Regions from separate parts of the Homo sapiens genome. Here region 2 is linked to region 1. A link is a contact called in ENCODE Hi-C or POLR2A ChIA-PET data. All regions are on one chromosome and are shown on one strand. The core of a region is the stretch at or near the end of the contact, and the rest is flanking DNA. Distances in the headings are between cores, read along the strand shown. Region 1 has its middle 38 kb from the start of MIR1303. Region 2 overlaps LARP1 (La ribonucleoprotein 1, translational regulator).

What was found. Hi-C counts contacts between places; a loop is a spot of excess contacts on that map. ChIA-PET counts read pairs that join two places held with the same protein, here RNA polymerase II (POLR2A). Pooled maps may share reads with other maps.
Region 2: a pooled map shows a loop between it and region 1 (3-fold over the local background). The contact joins two enhancer-like sites. A Hi-C loop is called at or near these places in 3 of 168 maps with a recorded cell type or tissue (K562, ascending aorta and endodermal cell), 1 of 37 single-sample maps with no recorded cell type and 6 of 50 pooled maps. POLR2A ChIA-PET finds 5 or more read pairs at or near these places in 11 of 52 experiments (AG04449, Caco-2, H1 and 8 more).

What each region holds. Positions count from the first base shown.
Region 1 is chr5:154,644,256-154,651,724 of GRCh38, forward strand. No RefSeq gene overlaps it. Among named protein-coding and RNA genes, the nearest start is that of MIR1303, 38 kb to the right of the region's middle. RefSeq lists enhancers at 2,950-3,612, 3,274-3,383. Within about 2 kb of position 3,181, at least 6 of the 41 ENCODE cell types and tissues checked have a DNase peak (open chromatin) inside an H3K27ac peak, as active enhancers do.
Region 2 is chr5:154,781,201-154,788,669 of GRCh38, forward strand. All of the region lies in intron 1 of LARP1 (La ribonucleoprotein 1, translational regulator), which reads left to right. Among named protein-coding and RNA genes, the nearest start is that of LARP1, 30 kb to the left of the region's middle. RefSeq lists enhancers at 785-1,411, 1,089-1,188, 2,790-3,049, 3,070-3,289, 3,500-3,559. Within about 2 kb of position 2,796, at least 8 of the 41 ENCODE cell types and tissues checked have a DNase peak (open chromatin) inside an H3K27ac peak, as active enhancers do.

The DNA.
Region 1 (7,469 bases), core at 1,931-4,430:
TCTTTCTCATCCCACGAGGCCATATTTCAGACTATCACATGGGGAGAAACGTTGGACCATACCCAGCTTTTCAGGACAGAGGTCCCTGTGGCTTTTCACAGTGCATTGTGCCCCTGGTTTATTGAGACTAGAGAATGGCGATGACTTTTACCAAGCATAGTGCCTGTAAACATTTTGTTAACAAGGCACATCCTGCACAGCCCTAGATCCCTTAAACCTTGATTCCATACAACACATGTTTTTGTGAGCTCAAGGTTGGGGCAAAGTGGCTGGGGCAATGTTACAAATTAACAACATCTCAGCAAAGCAATTGTTTAAGGTACAGGTCAAAATAGAATCTCTTATGTTTTCCTTTTCTACATAGATACAGCAACAGTCTGATCTCTCTTTCTTTTCCCTAAAAGTAATGATTTTATATTGATTACATGTTAAAATGTAATATTTTTATATAGTAGATGAAATATCTTATTAAAATTACTTTCACTTGTTTGCTTTTATGATTCCTAATGTGGTTATTAGAATATTTAAAATTACATTTGTGATTGCCTTTATATTTCCCTTGGACAGTATTTTAGAGAATGCAGTGGTGAGAGGAACCAGCCTCCCTGAACTTGAGGTCATGGCCCTGTGACTTAGACCAGGCCTCTCATCCTCTCTGAACTTTGGTCGCTTTGTGTTAAAAAAAAAAAAAAAAAAAAAAAAAAACAGAGATAAATCTGCCCCTGTACATCCTCTCAGTGCTATTGTGAGAATCAAATCAAATAATGCACACAAAGCTGTTTTATAGGCTGTAAGAATAATTAAGAGCAACAATTGCGTATTTTTAGCTTTTGCTAGGAGCCAGGCTCAGTGCTAAGTGACTCCACGCATTTCTCTCACAGGCCCTATGAGGCAGGTACCAGTACTACTCCCATTTTGCACATGAGGAAACTGAGTCTGAAAGAGGCTGAGTGACCTGCCCCTTGGCCCACAGCCAGAATGTGGCACTGCCAGGATCCCAAATCAGGCTGACTGAGTCGAGTGCCCACATCCTCAACCCACAGCACACCAAAGGGAAAAAAAAAAACAAAAACCAACCTACCTACTGAGATTTGAAAAGCCAAACCCCAGGCAGGCCGCAGTGGCTCATGCCTGTAATCCTAGAACTTTGGGAGGCCAAGGCGGGCGGATCACCTGAGGTTGGGAGTTCGAGACCAGCCTGGACAACATGGTGAAACCCCGTCTCTACTAAAAATACAAAAAATTAGCCAGGCATGGTGGTGGTCACCTGTAGTCCCAGATACTCAGGAGGTTGAGGCAGGAGAATCACTTGAGCTGGGGAGGTGGAGGCTGCAGTGAGCTGAGATCACTGTCACTGCACTCCAGCCTGGGCAACAAGAGTGAAACTACAACTCAAAAAAAAAAGAAAGAAAAGAAAAGCCGGACCCCAACTCCCAATCGATCTCAGAATCACAGACATCTGCCCACAGTTTTGCAGGTACTGGAGTGCTCTGCTGAGGAGGGTCAGCTGTGGGTCCATCCACACTCCAGCTAATAAGCCTGGGCAGGCCTGTCAACCTCTCTAAGCTTCCTCTAAAGAGTTAAAGCACTCACCCTCTGCTGGTAATTAAATGAGATAATGCCTAGAAAAGTGTTAGCACAAACCGGGCATGGTGGCTCACGCCTGTAATCCCAGCACTTTGGGAGGCCGAGGCAGGTGGATCAACTGAGGTCAGAAGTTCAAGACCAGCCTGGTCAACATGGTGAAACCCCGTCTCTACTAAATACACAAAAATTAGCCGGGCATGGTGGCCGGCACCTGTAATCCCAGCTACTCAGGAGGCTGAGGCAGGAGAATCACTTGAACCTAGGAGGCAGAGGTTGCAGTGAGCAGAGATCGTGCCACTGCACTCCAGACTGGGCAACAAGAGCGAAACTTCGTTCCAAAAAAAAAAGAAAAGTGTTAGCACAATGCCTTGAACGCAAGAATAACAAATTTTGGGTTTTTTTTTTTTTTTTTTTTGAGATGGAGTTTCGCTCTTGTTTCCCAGGCTGGAGTGCAATGGCACGATCTCGGTTCACCAGAACCTCCGCCTCCTGGGTTGTAGCGATTCTCCTGCCTCAGCCTCCCAAGTAGCTGGGATTACAGGCATGCGCCACCACACCCAGCTAATTTTTGTATTTTTAGTAGAAACGGGGTTTCACCATGTTGGTCAGGCTGGTCTCAAACTCCCGATCTTAGATGATCTACCTGCCTGAGCCTGCCAAAGTGCTGGGATTACAGGTGTAAGCCACCACACCCGGCGGGAATAACAATTTTTAATTGTGGCCTTTCCTCCTTCCAACGTGACACCAAATACCAACTGTGTGGTTTGGACACCTTGCTCAATCTTTTGGTTCCTGGGTTTTTTTGTTTTTTGTTTGTTTGTTTTGTAAACAGGGATGAAGGTAGCTTCCGCCTCAGGATTTTGCATGTGGGTTATTTGAGAGTAGGATACTCCTAGATACAGTCAATACTGAACAAATTTGGTCATTTCGTACTCGTGATGTCCTTGGTCAAGGGCTCTCCTCTGGGCCGGTGGTGGTTGCAGAGAGAAGCCCCCGCCGCCGTCGCTCCTCGGGAAAGGAAGTCGCGGGTGAACAACCGAATATGCGATGAAAAGGGCAAAGTAAGAAAGCGCACAGCGGCCCCCGCCCCGTGGAGCGCTCCTTTGGTCCCAGGCGGGAGGCTTGCTGGAGCCCAGGAGCTGGAGGCTGCAGTGAGCCGTGTTCGCCCCACTGCACTCCAACCTGGGCGGCAGAAGAGCGAGACCTCGTCTCTAAAAAAACTCAAGAAACTAAAAAAAGAAAGCACATCTCTTCCAGCAGAAGGCTCCCGGAGGCCCGGGCTGAGGAGGAACTGGGAGAATGGGGCAGCAAAGAGAAAGGGAGAGCAGCTTTGCCTCTGAGGCGGCCTTGGCCATTTGCTGTAGGGCCTCGCTGCCTTCGCACTGGGGCCACCTGGGTGAAGTTTACCCTGGCTCCCGCCTGCTGCACCGTCACCTCCGGCCCCTCATTACGGAAATGAAGACCACTAAGGAGCATGAGCGTCGTAACCGCCCGCCTGGGGTTGACTTCTCTTGGGGTGATCAGCCACGTGACCCTAGCCACCCGCCTCCTTTACACTACGCCCCAGGATCCCCGGCGGCAGAGATAAAGAGCTGGACTTTAGACTCAGACGACCGCGCTCTTAAACCTTAGATGACCTCATCCCAGCCAGGTGATCTCGCAAGCTCCCGACGCTGTGCTCAGCTCCTGTCTCCTGCGCTTGGGTAAGCGCTTCTTAGCCCGGCCCCGCCAGGGTTACGCGGAGGATTGAATGGCACTCTTCCCACACTGTGCCTGGCGCGTCCAGGCTCGGTCACTTAAGGCTGCTTTCCTGAACCACCGCAGGTCCCTTTTCCCACAGCCGCTCGAGTCCCCGTCAGCAGCTTGCTTGCCCTCTCAGGACTTGTTTGCAGGGTGCTAAAATGGCACTGGGGCTGTGGTGGCTGGCAAAGCACCCTGCAAATATTAATCCCCTTTCCATCCCTAAAACTTTGAGACCCGCCATTTAGCCTTACGGGGCCCGGTTTCCTCCTCTAGAAGCTGAAGATAAGTGAGACACTTCCACATGAGGTTGTACATTTACTATTCATTCAGCCAGCCGTTTTTTTTTTTTGAAGTGCTGGGCACAGTGTGGTCTCAGGCAGGCCCTACCCATGTCCTCCTCTCTCTTTCCCCTGGCGGGTGTGCAGGCCCCTGGAGGTTCCCAGGGCTAGTCTAGGCACCAGAATGCTGCTCGGTGAGAAATCTCAGAGCAATGTGGAAGCTTCTAATAGAGCTGTATTTACTCAACCACAAGGGACTAGCCTTTATTCTGAAATTTCCTGTTTGTATCTAGTTGTTAAAATGTCCATTTCTTTTATGAAATGATGGTAACCAGGGCTGGGAGTTTTCTTTTTTCTTATTTATTTATTTTGAATTGAGACGAGGTTTCTCTATATTGCCCAGACTGGTCTCGAACTCCTGGGCTCAAGCAATCCCCCAGCCTCAGCCTCCCAAAGTGCTGGGATTACAGCCCTGGGCCACTGTGCCTGGCCGGGAGTTGATTTTCTAAATGTTCTTGGGTTACCGGGTGCAGTGGATCAGCCTGGCTCAGTGGCTCACGCCCCAGGTAATCCTAGCACTTTGGGAGGCGGGCGGATCACCTGCGGCCAGGAGACCAGACTGGCCAACATAGTGAAACCCCGTCTCTATTAAAAAATACAAAAATTAGGCGGGCGGGCCGGTGCTCACCTGTAGCCCCAGCTACTCGGGAACCCGAGGCAGGAGAATTGCTTGAACCCGGGAGACAGAGGTTGCAGTGAGCCGAGATGAGATCGCACCACTGCACTCAAGGCTGGGTTACGGAGTTTGACTCTGTTTCAAAAAAAAAAAATAAATAGATAAGTAAATAAATGTTATTTAGCAAAATTAAAAGTTGACAGGCAACTCCAGTGTGACAGGAAGGCTCTAGAATGGCCTTCCGCAGTCCCCTCCTCCTGATATTCAAGCCTTTGTATGATCCCCTCCCCTCCAGAGTGGCTGGGGCTGGTGACTTGCTTCTAAGAAACAGAATGTCGCAATAATGACTTCTGTGATTAGATTAGCAATGACTGTGACTTCCATCTTGCCAGCTGACTTTTGCTCTTCTTGGCTTGCACACTTTGATGAAACAAACTGCCACACTGAAAAAGCAGCCAGGCTGGGCGCGGTGGCCCACGCCTGTAATCTCAGCACTTTGGGAGGCCGAAGCGGGCGGATCATGAGGTCAGGGGTTCGAGACCAGCCTGGCCAACATAGTGAAACCCCATCTCTACTGAAAATACAAAAATTACCCGGGCATGGTGCCTGGCACCTGTAATCCCAGCTATTCGGGAGGCTGAGGCAGGAGAATCGCTTGAACCCAGGTGGCAGAGGTTGCAGTGAGCTGAGATCGAGCCATTGCACTCCAGCCTGGGCAACAGAGCAAAACTCCGTCTCAAAAAAAAAAAAAAAAAAGGTCAGCCAATGATGTAGTAAGGAGCTGGTGGTCTCTGACCAACAGCTAGGGGTACTGAGGGCCTCAATCCAACAGCCCTGGAGGAACTGAGTCCTGCCAACAGCCAGGTAAGCTGGAAGCAGGTGGTTCCCCAGTTGAACCTTAAGGCTACTTAAGGAACCTTAAGGCGCAGCATGTAAAATTTCAGGAGGCACTCACATGTAACAAGTGTGCCCTGACCCCACCCTGTGTGGCCAACACCCTGAATAGCACCTGTGAGATACCTGCAGTGGAGGAGCCAGTGAATCTGTGCCCACTGGGTTTTAGGGTAATTCATTATGCAGCAATAGATAACCAATACATCTGGGTATTTTTAAATGCTCTTGGTCTGTGGAATCCAAAAACCAACTCCTTTTCAGGAGGTCATGTGAGATGGTATCTTAAGGGTGATGAGGCAGCCCCAGGACAGACCTAGATTCCTTTTTGTTTGTTTGTTTTGAGATGAGATCTTGCTCTGCGCCTAGGTTGAAGTGCAGTGACAAAATCTCGGCTTAGAGCAGCCTCAACCTCCTGGGCTCGAGCGGTCCTCCCACCTCAGCCTCCCAAGTAGCTGGGACTACAGATGTGCACCACCACACACGGCTATTTTTTTCTTTTTTGTATTTTTTTCTTTTTTCTTTTTCTCTGGCTGTGTTGCCCAGACCTAGATTCTAATCTCAGACCCTCCTCTAGTTAGCTCAGTAGCCTTAGGCAAGTTACTTTGATTTCTCTGAGCCTCAAATTTCTCACACAGAAAAATGGGTATAATACTGATTTCCTAAATTAAATTATGCATGTGTAAACACCAATAATTACCATTTCTAGAGCATTCTTTTGTGTTACAGCCAATGTTAAATGCTTTACATGCATTATTGCATTTTATCCTCACAAACTTATGGGGTCAGTTCATTTATTACCCCCATTCTTCAGATAAGAAAACTGAGAAGGTACAGGCGTGGTGTGTGCCGGATACATTGTAGGCCTTGAATAAATTGTGTCATAAATAAAGAAAAAAAAGCAAGCCTTCCAATATGCGCTTTCCTACCTGTTACCACTAGGTGGCAGCAAAGACAGGCAGACGAGCCAGCCTTTGCGCTTAGCTGAAAATGTATTCCTAAAAATTAATTTGCTTATTTAGATGAAATTGTATTCCTGCATTATTTTTTATTTTTACTTTTTATTTTTGAGACGAAATTTCACTCTTGTTGCCCAGGCTGGAGTGCAATGGCGCCATCTCGTCTCACCACAACTTAACGCCCCCCGGGTTCAAGCGATTCTCCTGCCTCAGCCTCCCGAAAAGCTGGGATTACAGGCATGCGCCACCAAGCCCGGCTAATTTTTTTTTTTTTTTTTTTTTTTGTAGTTTTAGTGGAGACAGTGTTCCTCCATGTTGGCCAGGTTGGTCTTGAACTCAAACCTCCGACCTCAGGTGATCCGCCTGCCTCGGCCTCCCAAAGTGCTGGGATTACAGGCGTGAGCCACCACACCCGGCCTCCTGCGTTCTTTTACTAAGTATTTATGTGCCAAGTGATTTACAAGAACTAGTTATATTCTCGTCACAACCATATGTGAGATTTGCTATTACCAGTTTACAAAGGCGGAGACTGGGGCTGAGAGGTATGACTTCCTAAGGGCCACACAGCTAGAAAATGACATGAATTAAGTTAAACGTGTGGTATGAATACTTCTAAAAGTTTTCTATGCCAATATACCTGAGTTGCTGTATAGATATTTTTAGAGAAAAGGGGAGTAATGGGAGTAATTTTGTTTGTGTGTGTTTTTAGAATTCTGATCATACATATTATTCTTTTTTTTTTTTTTTTTTTTTTTTTTGAGACAGAGTCTCACTCTGTTGCCCAGGCTGGAGTGCAATGGCGCCATCTCTGCAACCTCCATCTCCCAGGTTCAAGCGGCGATTCTCGCGCCTCAGCCTCCCGAGTAGCTGGAATTACAGGCGAGCTACCACACCCAGCTAATTTTTGTATTTTTTCGTAGAGACGGGGCTTCACCATGTTGGCCAGGCTGGTCTCAAACTCCTGACCTCAAGTGATCCACCTGCCTCGGCCTCCCGAAGTGCTGGGATTACAGGCGTGAGCCACCGCGCCTGGCCCATTTTATTCTTTAATTTTCTTCTTTCACCTGCCAGTGAATCTTAGAAACATTTCCAAGGAATCCATTCTTTTTGGCATCTGTACAGTATTCTATAGTGTGGGTGGATCACAAAATGTCTAGGTAATAAACCCTCTGTGGCTAGTCATCTGAATTACTTCTAATTTTTTGCTTTTACCAAAAAACAAAGAAAAATGTTCCAGAAATATCCACAAACAGATGTCACTGTGATGGTGTTTCTGTCAGTAGACTCCCAGGCGTGTGACCCCTGGGTTGTGGGGTGTGTGTAGCTGGGGTTGGT
Region 2 (7,469 bases), core at 1,546-4,045, 140 kb after region 1:
AGCAACCTGTCTGAGACGATTGGCTTCTGAAGTCCAGGGCCTAGGAAAGCCCAAGGGAGCCCCGCAAGCTGATTGTGCATAGCTCATTTGTTTAACTGGGAATCATCATCATACCTACCTTCTGGGCTCACGCCTGTAATCCCAGCACTTTGGGAGGCCGAGGCGGGCGGATCACGAGTCAGGAGATCGAGACCATCCTGGCTAATATGGTGAAACCCTGTCTCTACTAAAAATACAAAAAAATTAGCTGGGCATGGTGACACACACCTGTAATCCCAGCTACTCGGGAGGCTGAGGCAGGAGAATGGCGTGATCCTGGGAGGCGGAGCTTGCAGTGAGCCGAGATGGCGCCATTGCACTCCAGCCTGGGTGACAAGAGTGAGACTCCGTCTCAAAAAAAAGGAAAAAAAAAACGGAAAAATAAATGAGCTACTACATGTAAAAAACTTTGGCATCATGCAAAGACATTGTAAGGCAAGCTTGTCCAAAGGACGGCTTTGAATGCGTCCTGACACAAATTTGTACTTTCTTAAAACATTGAGATTTTCTTGCAATTTTTGTTTTTTAGGTTCATCAGCTATCATTAGTGTTAGTGTGTTTTACGTGTGGCCCAAGACATTAATTCTTCCATTGTGGCTCAGGGAAGGCAAAAGATTGGACACCTCTGTAGTAAGCTCTCAGTAATTGATTGCAGTCTAGTGGAGTTGAGATACACACAGATGCAACCATTTCAGGCGGTAGTGAGTACCCTGAAGATCTTAAATTGTAGACTGAGTTAGAACTTGATCCAGAGTTGCTGGTTTTGTGGCACTTTACATTGGGCAGTCAGGAAGCCTCCTGAGGAGAATTTATATTGAGATCTATGACTAGATCTGAGGAGTCAGTCATCTTGCTCTTCAACATTGTGACCTTGGGCGAGTCCCTTCCTTCAGTTTCATTTTCTGGACAACTGGAATAATTGTGTCTTTTTGAGATAATTAAGTAAAATCATACACAGCAACTTAGGTCAGTTTTTGGTACCTAGTCTTTATGCAGTAAAAGGTGATTATTATTACTGTTCTAACTAGAACCAAATGTGCTCTTTAGAAAAGGCTGGGTTAGGGAGCTGGCACTTGGAGGCCAGGAGCTTTAGTGGCCGCTGATATATTTCAGCTGTGTTGATTATTGATCAGCTTTGAAGCAAGATTTCAGGGACTGGTACCAGCAGTGGGAGTGGCCACAGCCACCCGAGGGTGGCTGGGTCCACATCTGGGCGGGGAGAGTGGGAGCACTGGGCCACCTGGGTCACCACAGGCTAAAGATAGTCAGCTGGGGCTGGGCCTGGGCTGGGCCAGGCTGGCCAGCATCATGTGACTGGAGCCTGGCCCACCCTTGCTCCTCCTCCCGGGCCAAGGGGATGCAGACTCTGCATTCCTGAGCTGACTGGTGGTCTGCAGCTTCCTTTCAGTGGGAACTCAAGATGATCTGACCTGAACATTTCTCTCCTTCCCTTTCTCTGCCCACTCCTCTCCCTAAGAATGCCCTTCCAGCCCCTCCTGCATTTCATCCGCAGGTCTAGGGAAATTTGGGTGGGAGGACTGGGCAGAGAGGCCTCTGAGAGATGGTACCGACAGCAGCAGCTGGTGACCAAGGTGAGGAGGGCTAACATGGCATTCTCTTTACTCCATAGAAGAATGTTCCTGCTTAGGGGGTCCTGGGGTCAGTCAGTATGGGAGGAAAGGCCTGTGGGTCTCCAGGCTCCCCTCTATGACTCCACCCCATCCCCAGGATGAATGACAGCTGAAAGTAGCCAGGCTTTTCAGTTAATCTGTCCCCAGGCTGGCCTGGGAGGGACAGGCACAGGTGGGTAGTATAACCCAGGCACTCTTTCCTGCCTGCCTCACCCTCCCTTCAGATGGTATTGCTGCCTTCCACAGTCAGGGTCCCTGGACACAGGCTTAGGGAGATAGTGGTGGCCTTCCTTATATCTGGGGGCTGAGGGTGGGGCACAATCCATGTCAGCTGGATCCCCCTGAGCAGCCTCTGGGAGAACTGAGAGGAACTGGGAGGTGGGTCTGGAAGGAATGTCTCTTTCTTCATAGTGCTGCCAGTGCCAGAGTGCTGGAGTTAGACTCAAACTGGGTGTGCTTGGTGGTAGTTTCCCTTGCCTCTCTGGGTAGGGAAACTAGGCACTTCCAACCACCGAGGTGCCACTTGTCCAGCTGTTAGCTTAGGCTTCCCTGCAACAGGCTTTGGTTTTCCCCAGTATGTAGAATGATGCCCAGGCATCCCTGCTATTGAGAAACTGTCCTGTTGGCTACAATAAGGTTGTAACTTATACCCCTTAGCTTCTCTTCCACCTCCTTTTAGTGGTTAAGAGCACAGGTTTTAGAGTCAGACTGCTTGGCTCCAAATCCTGTTCCTCTCTTTGCTGGCTGTTATCTTGGCAAATAACCTTTCCACCATGTGTCTTGGGTTCCTCGTTTTAAAATGGGACCAATGAAAGAAACTAATTCAACACGATCAAGATTAAGAGAATCCATGCCCAGAGTTTAGAACAGTGTGTGGTATCTAGTAAATGCTCACTACATATTATTTACACGTGTAATTCGTGCATCTGCGATTTGCTGCTAGCATTTCTTGTGCTTTGGTGAGAAATCTCAGTGGTTGAGATCTGTCTTTCTGTTCTCACACCTGTAGACCCAATATTAGTAAGGAGGGTGACGCTGGGGTAGAATGGTAGGTAATGCTCCCAAGGGTTATACAACTGGTGAGTGTTGCATTCTGGACTGAGGCGCAGCACTGATATCAGGCAGTTGGGTTGCCTGTGAGTCAAAGCTGGGCTAGGGCCTGCGTTCCTCTGGGAGCCAGCAGTTTCTAGGACACTAGCAATTTCTCTGTATTTGGGAGGGCCCCAGCTGAAGGCTAAGGGTTGAGGCTATAACCTCAGGAATTAGCACTTGACAAGCAAAGCCTCTTCTGGTGTGAAGTCGCTATTCATTAAACAAGTGTCTGCTGTGTTGCCAGGCCCTGAGCTAGACACTGGGGTACTGCTGTGAAAGCAGCCCTGTGGTCCCTGCCCCCAGGGGAGGGGCAGATAAGTAACCAGCCCATTTAACATTTACAATACCGTGGGAGCACATAGCAGGGTGCTTCACCACACTTGAGGTCTGGGAGGTCTACCCGAAGGAGGTCGACCTAACGGCCAAGTGTATGGTAGCAGATGGGTGAGTGTGAATGTAATACAGCCCCTAAACCCAACAGATTACCTTGTTCTCAAGGTAGTAGTTCTTAGCTCTCTGGTAAACAGCCTTTTCAGATGCCAATCTCCAGGAGATGATACCAGTCCCCAAATAAGCATTTGGTCTTCCTAATTTTCCTGGCAGTGTTCAGGCCTGAAATCTGGTAGTCCTTCTAGTCACCCACTCTGGGTCCTGAAGGCTTTCTTTGAATAGCTCAGCCTTTTCTCACCTTTCATGCACAGGTCCCTCAGTTTTAATTCTAGCTTCTCTCTGCCTCTTACCAGATCTTTTTACTGTGACCTGATGAGTTTGAATCACCCATGTGCTTTCTACCTGTTGGTTGAACCAAGTTCTTGCTCCTCAGACCTTCACATCTGGAACCTCTGGGTAGTTTTTGTTTCAAAGGTCGGCAGCCTTAGGATCTTTTGAGAAGAAGACAATAGTGAAAACACTTTTAAATCTTTTTATCTGGCTGTGTACTGGCCAGGGTTATGGGTTTAGTAGGCTGAGAGAGACTCCTTGAGCCTGGCCTGTTTTCCTTTTCTGTTCTGAGTAAAAAGTGGAATGACTGAATTTCAACTGAAAGGGAACTCTTGTCAGCCTTCGCCATGTTCTTCCTTCCTCCCTAACAAAGCAGGGCTTTATGTCAAAGCACCCCTGGGGGACCTGTGATAAATTCCCCCATCTGTCTTTCCTCATTTTAAACTACAAAGTTTGGAAGCCTTCCTCTTTCCTGGGGAAACTTGCCCTGGGGCCCAGGTGCCTCCTGTCTCTGAAGGGCAATGTGGTGGTGTGGTATCCCCATCCAGTGGGCATGGATTACCGCTCAGAAGAGCCAGGTGAGGTGGGTGGCCTCATTTGCAGTCTGGACTGTATGAATTGAACCAATTAATCACCCCAAGAGTTTTTCCCGTACATTCTGATTCTTTCATTTTGAGAGATGATTTGGTGTATCTCCCCCCATCCCCATCTCTATCTCAGAGTGAGGGTGGCGATTGCTTGGAAATAGTAAGCTTCCTTTGTGAATTGTAATATTAGCATTTGTTGGGCATTTATTGTGTGCTAGGTACTCTTAGTATGCTCTGTTTGTTTAACTGTTCCAGCAGCCATGTAACTATGACTTCAATTTTACAGAGGAAGGTGAAGTTCAGAGGGACCCTGTGAGGAGCAGAGTAGGTAGGGACTCCACCCTAAGTCCATCCCATAGCAAAGTCCATGTGCTTAATGGGGCCCTCTGACTTTCCTAGGTGGTCTTTGAATGAGGGGGTGTTAGACACACTTGAAAATAGAGGCTTAAAGAATCTCGGGGTTAGACATTCGAGGTCGTGTGGTCATTAACCACTCCACTTTACAGAGGAGCCGCCATCCCTATTCCAACCATCCCAGTTAGTAATTCCTCTCTGCCCTGCCATTCCTCAGCACCCACCTTCTACCCCTCATTTCTCTTCATCCTTCATTAGCAGTAGTAGCATCAGCTCCCTGCTCCTTGACACTCAAAATAACCTTAAGTAATCCAAGTGAAAATAGTGGGTTTGCCATGCAGATAGTTGCCAGAAAAGTCCTCTAGTGTTCTCAACACCACCATATTCAGATTGCTTCTTGCACATAGCAATTTTGGTATGCTTCACTTTTTTTTTTGAGATGGAGTTTCACTCTTGTCACCCAAGCTGGAGTGCAGTGGCGCGATCTCAGCTCACTGCAACCTCCGCCTCCCGGGTTCAAGCGACTGTCCTGCCTCAGCCTCCTGAGTAGCTGGGAATACAGGCGCCCACCACACCCGGCTAATTTTTTGTATTTTTAGTATAGACAGAGTTTCACCATGTTGGCCAGGCTGGTCTCTAACTCCTGACCTCAGGTAATCTGCCCGCCTCGGCCTCCCAAAATGCTGGGATTACAGGCATGAGCCACTGCACCCGGCTGGTATGCTTCATTTTTAACAAAGGCTTGTGTGTATTTAAGAAGCCCCCGGACCCCCTGGAACTAGAATTACCAGAATTAGTACTGGCTCCTGGCTATGGTCCTCTGGGACAGAAGGTGGTTTTCCTTCTCTTCCAGATACCCTTTAGGGCTGGTTTGCCTTAGTTGAGGAAGAAGACCCTCCTAGGGACTCTGTCTGCCATCCACCCTGCTACAGTCTGGGCCTCGGAGACCTGTGGACAGATAAGCTGCTGGGCCCAGTCATCAGTAACTGTTTACTCAGAAAAACAAGGGAAGTGCTCTAAGATTACACTAAGAAGGCTTTTGACCCATTCCTCGCCAGTAGACACATGGAAACCATTGGGCTCCATGGAATTTCTGGTGAGCTGTTGAGGAGCTCTGGCAAGGGAGTCAAGACCTACAGCTTTCATCCTGGCTCTGCAGCTAGTCTTGAGGAAGCCCCTTCCCTTTTTCTGGCCTCAGTTCCCTGTCTACAAGTTGAGTGGATTAGAACTATGGTCCCTTCATTCTATGATTGTTTTCTTTTTTTTTTTTTTGGGATGGAATTTTGCTCTTGTTGCCCAGGCTGGAGCACAATGGTGCAATCTCTGCTCACCACAACCTCCTGCCTCCTGGGTTCAAGTGATTCTCCCACCTCAGCCTCCCAAGTAGCTGGAATTACAGGCATGTGCCACCACACCTAGCTAATTTTGTAATTTTAGTAGAGATGGGGTTTCTCCATGTTGCTCAGGCTGGTCTCAAACTCCGAACCTCAGGTGATCCACCCACCTCGGCCTCCCAAAGTGCTGGGATTACAGGCGTGAGCCACCGTGTCTGGCTATAACTGTTTTCTTGACCAAGTGAATGGTGTTTCCTGACTGGGCGTTGGGTCAGTGGCAGCAGGCATGCAGGTTTCAGAATGCAGGGGTAGAAGGAGGAGAATTATCCCCTGATTTGGCTGGGATGGTGCTGGACATGGGGATTGGTGCCTGTGCAAAGGATTGGTTTGCATTGGCGGCCATTACAGATGCCAGGCCCAGCTGAACCTGTATATTCTGTGTGTGCTTGTGTGTACCTGTGTGCACGTGTGCACACGTGCTCCAGTGGTTACCTGGTGAGGGTTGGTGGCTGAGATGGATAATTGAATTCATCAGAAAGCCTAGTCGTCTTTCTGGTCTCTTGCAGGGCCTGACAGCAGCTCATCTGAGCCATTCTGGGTTTCCTTGAAGCCCAGTAGTATTTTAACAAATCTATGAATTTTAGATTTTAAAGGCAGAAGTGGCTCTTGCTCCCCATTGGCTTTTTCTGCCTTTCTGGGGGTTTTTTTCTCCTTGTCAGGGGCAACCTGAAGCCCTACCTGGGAGCAGAGAAAGAGCAGGGCACCGTGGGTTTTCAGGACAGAGGAACCTGGGGATGGACCTTTTTCAACAAACTCACACAGGACTAATTTAAGAATATTCATGTGTATGCTCAGACTGTTTGTATTCTCATCAGCTTGGGATTGGTGGCAGACTAGGGAATCAGTGAGGTCTTTTCATGGCACTTTGATTGGAGACTGAGCTTTCAATACTTTACCATCTCCTTTTGTGATCAAACAATGATCTGACTTTGCCTCACCTTTTTAAGGAAAAGTCTTCAGGAATACCTTGCCCTCTACCTGATTTCTCTTTATAACATCCTGTTAGTGAAGTTGGCGTTGGTGGTACACAGGCCCTTTGGCCTGCTCTCCTGGTAGCTTGCACACAGTGTTGCTGGGTACTGGGAGAAGTGATTACCAGCCATAGTGTAGGTATATATGAACCTGGTCCTGGTTTGACACAGAAGAAGATTTTGTCAGGGGACTAGATGGTATTAGGCTCATCCAGGCTAACCCAGGAGTCCCAGGAGTATGGGTGCAGAATGGCCCCTTGGGCCTAAGAACTCTATCCTCTTGGGATTGAGATTTTCTGGTTCACCATTGCCCTGCACTGGGGGTGTGGGATGCTGTTGGCTGGGTTCCACAGCTCCAGCTCTCAAAGGCATGTGGGGTATCTTGAGGGGGTAGTGGCTCCGGTAGGGGGTGGAAGCCAGGAGAGCAGTGGCCTCACAGTGAGGAGTCAGGCAAGGACACTCTCTACTCATTAAGGGAACATGGGTCTGATCAAGGAGTTAGAACATTCCTTTCCAAGCCAGCCGGGCAAATTTCTCTGCTGCTCGGGGTTTGGGGGCAGCTCTCGCCCTGGCATGGCTGGCCAACAGTACAGGCAAAGTGATAGGGGAGAAGTCGGTGAGCAGAGCCACAGGATGTATCTTTTCCTGTGGGTTTCTGGGGGAGGAAGGGGCACAGAAATT